2 separate regions of the Homo sapiens genome follow, and region 2 is linked to region 1. A link is an interaction called in ENCODE POLR2A ChIA-PET data of the cell type or tissue named here. Cell type or tissue: B cell. All regions are shown on one strand. Each heading gives the region's core, and the rest is flanking DNA. Links, peaks and the distances in the headings are about the cores only. Region 1 overlaps CNN3 (calponin 3). Region 2 overlaps ALG14 (ALG14 UDP-N-acetylglucosaminyltransferase subunit).

What was found. ChIA-PET counts read pairs that join two places held together with the same protein. Peaks named below come from ENCODE experiments on the same cell type or tissue, not always from the same donor. Only the 100,000 strongest peaks of a DNase experiment are listed, where the experiment ranks them.
Region 2: POLR2A ChIA-PET joins it to region 1 with 13 read pairs; 7 of 35 experiments call an interaction of 5 or more read pairs at or near these places.

Annotation. Positions count from the first base shown.
Region 1 is chr1:94,917,575-94,920,487 of GRCh38, reverse strand. The region is part of intron 1 of CNN3 (calponin 3); the gene reads left to right. Among named protein-coding and RNA genes, the nearest start is that of CNN3-DT, 7.3 kb to the left of the region's middle. RefSeq lists an enhancer at 1-445. In B cell, for the core only: no CTCF peak of the experiment used is centred there; no DNase peak of the experiment used is centred there.
Region 2 is chr1:94,978,026-94,980,938 of GRCh38, reverse strand. ALG14 (ALG14 UDP-N-acetylglucosaminyltransferase subunit) reads left to right here. Exons shown (of 4, transcript NM_144988.4): 4 at 1-2,913. Among named protein-coding and RNA genes, the nearest start is that of CNN3, 52 kb to the right of the region's middle. In B cell, for the core only: no CTCF peak of the experiment used is centred there; a DNase peak (open chromatin) is centred at 1,548; H3K27ac peaks cover 881 bases.

The sequences.
Region 1 (2,913 bases), core at 179-2,678:
TTCATTTTGCTGACTGGTTCTCTGCTAATTAGGCTCAGTCTTGTGTTCTGAGCTGCTTTTTCTCTTCTGGATGTTGATATTATCTCTAGAACTTTAATATTCATTCACGAATCTGTTTGTATCTGCCTGAGATTTCTGGTGGATAGGGGACATGACACCAAGCAGTACTACTGTGTTTCATTTCTGTGTCAGGAATGTGATCTGCCCCAGAGTCCTTATCCAGGACTCCACCACCAGGCAGCGTGTGAGGCATTTCCACAGTGAAAGCACCAGGTCTGTAGATCTGCACCATTCTGTCCACATTGCCCTTAGGGCTGAGGACTTCTCTGTAGAGCTAGAGGTCTTGCTTACCGGGCTTGGTTGTATTCTGCTTTTTCTAACAGGTTGATTCCTTTTAAATAAGATATATCTTTCCTTTCTTGGTTTCAGATAGGGCTTGTATTCCTCCACAGCTAGCTGGTTAACATATTTTCCTTCAAGTGTTTGAATTTGGCTTGCTTGAATCTGGAGGCTTTGAGTTTATGTGTTCTTATGAAGTCTCTACCTAGACCTGTGTGAAGCAAGTCCTTGAGTGGAGAAGACTAATGCTTAGTTTTCCCCCACAAGGTAGGGAGGGACCAGGAAGCTTCAGGGTGTGGGCGTGACTGTTGAGTGCTGTGTCTGCGGTGGGAAGGCCAGGGAATTGGAGGCATGAATGCAGAGAAAAGAGGAGGCCTTTTGTGCTTGGAAGGACTCTTCTGGGTCAGTTGTAACCTAAGCATTTATGGTTATTTCCCCTCTGCTGGATAATTTTCCAGGGAACTCTAGCTGTGGAGTGGCCACACTGGGCGGGCTATGGCTTCATTGCTTCTTCCCGCCTCCACTCCCAAATGTTTGGACACTGATCTTTCTCCATTATCTGCAGCTTCTCACCCTTAATGTTACCCAGGCTCTGTGAATGGATAGAGTGTGCTTCATTAGTGCACAATTTCCTGGTCTCCTTTTGTTTCTTGTGGGAGGAAATAGGAGAGAAAACAATCAATACCATGTGTAGCAAGTCTCTGTCCTGCTGTTGGTTAATTCAAACATGTGATTCCACTTTGAATGCAAAAATAGCAACAGCAATCATATTCTGCTTCTAATTGAGTGTAGAAATTATATGTACATTAGGCATCATCTTGTGAGCTTGCTGTGGTCTTTGGGCCTTAGCAGCTGAGCTGGAACCCTAGGGCTGCTCTTTAGAGTCCACCTATGGCTAGATGCCTTCCCCTGAATGGTTCCATTCTCTACTCTGAATACTGGGGTGGATTTTCCTTATCTTTCTTCAAAGAATTGGATGTTGTATTTTTTAAAAACCCCATCCCTACCTCTCCTTGCTTACATACAGACGCATTATTTGCCAGCCAGATTTTCATTTCAAGGTTTATTCATCTCTGAGCTTCCCCCCCTTCTTTTTCTTCTTTAGTGACACCCTTTCCTGCAGTTGGTCTTACATCACCTTCAAAAAACATGCATGTGGCAGGAGGTTGGTCTTCATATGGGCCAGTGGGAGAGTTAAAGTGTTTTTAGTCTGAAACAGCTCTGCCAAATATCTTATGAACTTTTTTTTTTTTTTTTTGAGACAGTCTTGCTCTGTCACCTGGGCTGGAGTACAGTGGCACGATCTTGGCTCACTGCAACTCTACCTCCTGGGTTCAAGCAATTCTCACACCTCAGCCTCCTGAGAAGCTGGGATTACAGTCGCGCACCACCATGCCCAGCTAATTTTTGTATTTTTTGTAGAGATGGGGTTTTACCATGTTGGCCAGGATGGTTTTGAACTCCTGACCTTAAGTGATCCACCCGTCTCAGCTTCCCAAAGTGTTGGGATTACAGGTGTGAGCCACCGCACCCAGCCTTATGAACTTTTGAACTGTGCTGGCAATGCGCTTTGGAACTAAGGATTCCTATGGGCTTGTTTAAATCAATTCCTCCCACCCCTTGCCGACTTTTTTTTTTTTTATTTTATTTTTTTTGGGAGACAGTCTCACTTTGTCGCCCAGGCTGGAATACCGTGGTGTGATCTCGGCTCGTTGTAACCTCTGCCTCTCGGGTTCGAGTGATTCTCCTGCCTCAGCCTCCTGAATAGCTGGGACTACAGGCCTATGCCACCATGTCTGGCTAATTTTTTGTATTTTTAGTACAGTCGGGGTTTCACTATGTTGGCCAGGCTGGTCTTGAACTTCTGACCTCAGGTGATCTGTCTGCCTCAGCCTCCCAAAATGCTGGGATTACAGGCATGAGCCACTGTGCCCGGCCCAATTAGTCCTTTCTACAACTGGGCAATATATTCATGTGCATTAGTCTGATACGATGATATTGGTGGTGGGTACATTTGGATATATTGTCACATCTCCATGAGTTAAAAGGACTTTATGTTAAGCCAGAGTCTAAGCATCTTCAGGCAGATAGCATAGTTGCCTGTGCTAAGACTGTGTATAGTACAGAGAGTTCCTGTCTCTCAGCTTTGTTGTAGAGTAGGGATAGGGGAGCATCCAATGATGGAAAAGACTTAGACTTGGAGTCAGATCTGGGTCCGAATCCCTGCTGAGCCCACAACCTTTGGACAAGTCATCTCTGCATGAAGACAGTACATCTACCTCAGGGTGCCATCTTCCTTGCTTATGAGAACCACTTCTCTTTATGCCAACAGTTCCAAAATAGAAAAGTAAATAAGTGAAAGTATCCTGTATACCTTACTCCTACCCTAAGTGCTTGTACTGCTTTGAATATTGTTCAACCATTTTGAAAACTGAATTATAGTCTGTTGTATGGATTTCCACTGATTATTCACTGCTTCCCTGCTGGTGGATATTTCCTTTAAAAGTACTTGTGTAGAAAAGTGTGTAACTTTTGACATAACATTTAAATGTATTTTGATATTGCCAAATTGCT
Region 2 (2,913 bases), core at 255-2,754, 60 kb before region 1:
GAGAATTGTAGAAAAGATGCTATAATTTTTTCCAGAAACATATGTCCCAGATGTTTTGCAGAGCCTTAACTTAAGACAGTGGTTAGCCTGGAATGTCAGAGAAAGAATGTGTATGTGTTATATCACCAAAAGTTTAGAAATGTTATATCTTTCATAGGTTCAGGCTGCTGTGTACTCATTCAGAGCCAGGCTGAGACATGTGTTATTGCATCTTCCTGATCATTCAGATTACTCTGGTAAACAAGTGCATGCTCTGCTGTGTGTTACTGTTATGGCTAATTTGAGTCCTCAAGGTCCCATTAGCAGAGGGGGCTGGTGGCACAATTTCCCTGCTGTGCATTTCTGTGACATTCAGAAAGATAGTGCGCCAGTCCCAACTCAAACTGAAGAAGATGAGTAGCTAGCTTGTCCCTTCCAGTTTCTCTTAGAACACTCTGAATGCAACTTTTACTGTAGGAGACTGTTCATGAAAAAATTAATTGAATCAGTCTTCAAATGAGAGGCAGGGAAACCACACATCCTGCCCACACCTACTTCCCTGGAAGATTTCTATCTACAGTCCAGCTATCCTAAAAGGTCTCAGTAGCTTGCCAGGTCAGAATGTCTAACTGTTTCAAAAAGGATGCCCAAAAATCATGACAGGAAACTTTAGCCTGGAACGAAGAGTGCTATGAAACCGTGTCAACAAGAGGAGTGGTGACAATTGTGAGTTGAATAGCAAGATGTCCTTGCTAGGAAGGAGATGACCCAAGCTTCCCCTTATAAAAGCAACTTGGAACACATCATTCTACCTTTCAAAGATACATGGTAAGTTAAAATTGAGAAACGTACCCCTTTACTATACAGTTCCTTGGGTTGAATGAGTGCTTTTTTTTTTTTCTGAAAAGCCCCATCCCCCAAAAGGCATTTGATAGCAATGTATTAAGCACCTTTTACCAACAATAAGAACATCATTGTAAGTGTTAAAGAAAATTGTCCTTCTCCCTACAGGTCAGCGTTTGAGCCTCACGGGGTTTCTTCCCATGACTTCAGCCCTGGCGCACAATGAGCAGACACCCAAATCTTGTCCGCCTTCAACATTCTTTTGTTAGGGCCCATCCCTCTAGCACTCTAAAAACAAATCATCTACAACTGTGTTCCTGCTGCCCACTCATTTTAAACATGAATTTGACATAGCTCCTCCTTTTCGCACTGGAGTAGTTAACTAATGCTAGCCCACTAGCTTCTATCATGTCCCTCAAGCAACAAACTTTGGGATCATTTTTGCTTTTTCACTCTTTCTTTACCCAATTATAATTGGTTGCCTTTTTTGTTTCATTATCCCCAGAATTTTCTCGTCTTCCTCTTCTCTCCTTGAAATTACTTTTACTGTTCCTCTCCTTTGTCATCACCTATTGATTCTGCCTTTGACTTAGTTCATATCTACCCTTTCCTTTTCAGTCCCATAGTTACAACCTAAGCCAGCTCTTCAACAAAAATTTCTTGCTTGATGAGCAAGTTTTATTGAGGAACTGAGGAAACACCTGTGGAAGGAACAAATGAATGATTTTGTTAATTACTTATGTTTGTCTTCAGAGACTTCCCCTCATGCTAGTTCTGTATACTTGTTTCACTTTTTTCTTTCTTTTTTTTTTTTTTTTTTTTTTTTCGAGACAGTCTCGCTCCATCGCCCAGGCTGGAGTGCAGTGGTGCAATCTCACCTTACTGGCTCACTGTAACCTCTGCCTCCTGGCTTCAAGCGATTCTTGTGCCTCAGCCTCCCGAGTAGCTGGGATTACAGGCATGCACCACCACACCTGGCTAATTTTTGTATTTTTAGTAGAGACAGGGTTTTACCATGTTGGCCAGGCTGATCTTGAACTCCCAACCTCAGGTGATCCACCCATCTTGGCCTCCCAAAGTGCTGGAATTACAGGTGTAAGCCACACGTCCGGCCCTTGTTCCACTTTTTATAATATTTACACCACAGAGAGGTTAAGTAATTTATTAAAGATTATAGAACTAGAAAGTGACAAAGCTCAGATTTGAACCAAGGCATTCTAGCTCCAGCCAGGCTTACCTTAATAGCTACGTTAGGTGTTTTTTTTTTTTTTTAAAGAAAAAAGAAAAAATGTCCTCAAAAGGAAATAAATGGGGTAACAGGGTACTATGACGGAGTAGAAGGTAGTTGGTGTTCTAGATAGGGAAATCAGGAAAGGCCTTTCTAAGAAAGTGGTATTTTACCTGAGTTCCAAAGGATAATGCCTTAAATATTTGTCCTCCTTCTACTTCACTCCCAACTTAGATTTTGCCCCACCCACAAAGTCTTTGTCTTCATTTAGCTTGAGCAAATTCTCTAAATAACTCTGTGACATAGCCACCCATACCAAAGGTTAGTGCTGAGTTATATACCATCGAATTGCAGTCCTTGTTCTTAGAAACACCTGTGGAAGGAATAATGAATGCTATTGCTGATTATTTATGTTTGTCTTCAGGGACTGTACCTCATTCTAGTTTTGTATCCTTGTTCCACTTTTGATAGTATTTACACCACAGCTCTGTACAAAACATAGGCACTAATTAAATACATAAATTATTTGGCCAGGCATGGTGGCTCACGCCTGTAATCCCAGCACTTTGGGAGGCCAAGGTGGGTGTATCACAAGGTCAGGAGTTCAAGACCAGCCTGGCCAAGATGGTGAAACCCCATCTCTACTAAAAATACAAAAAATTTGCCGGCGTGGTGGCGGGCGCCTGTAATTCCAGCTACTTGGGAGGCTGAGGCAAATAATTGCTTGAACCAGGGAGGTGGAGGTTGCAGTGAACTGAGATGGCACCACTGCACTCCAGCCTGGGGGACAGAGCGAGACTCCACCTCAAAAAAAAAAAAAGAAAAAAATTATAGCTTCAGACTTGTCTAGGCTCACTTCAGTT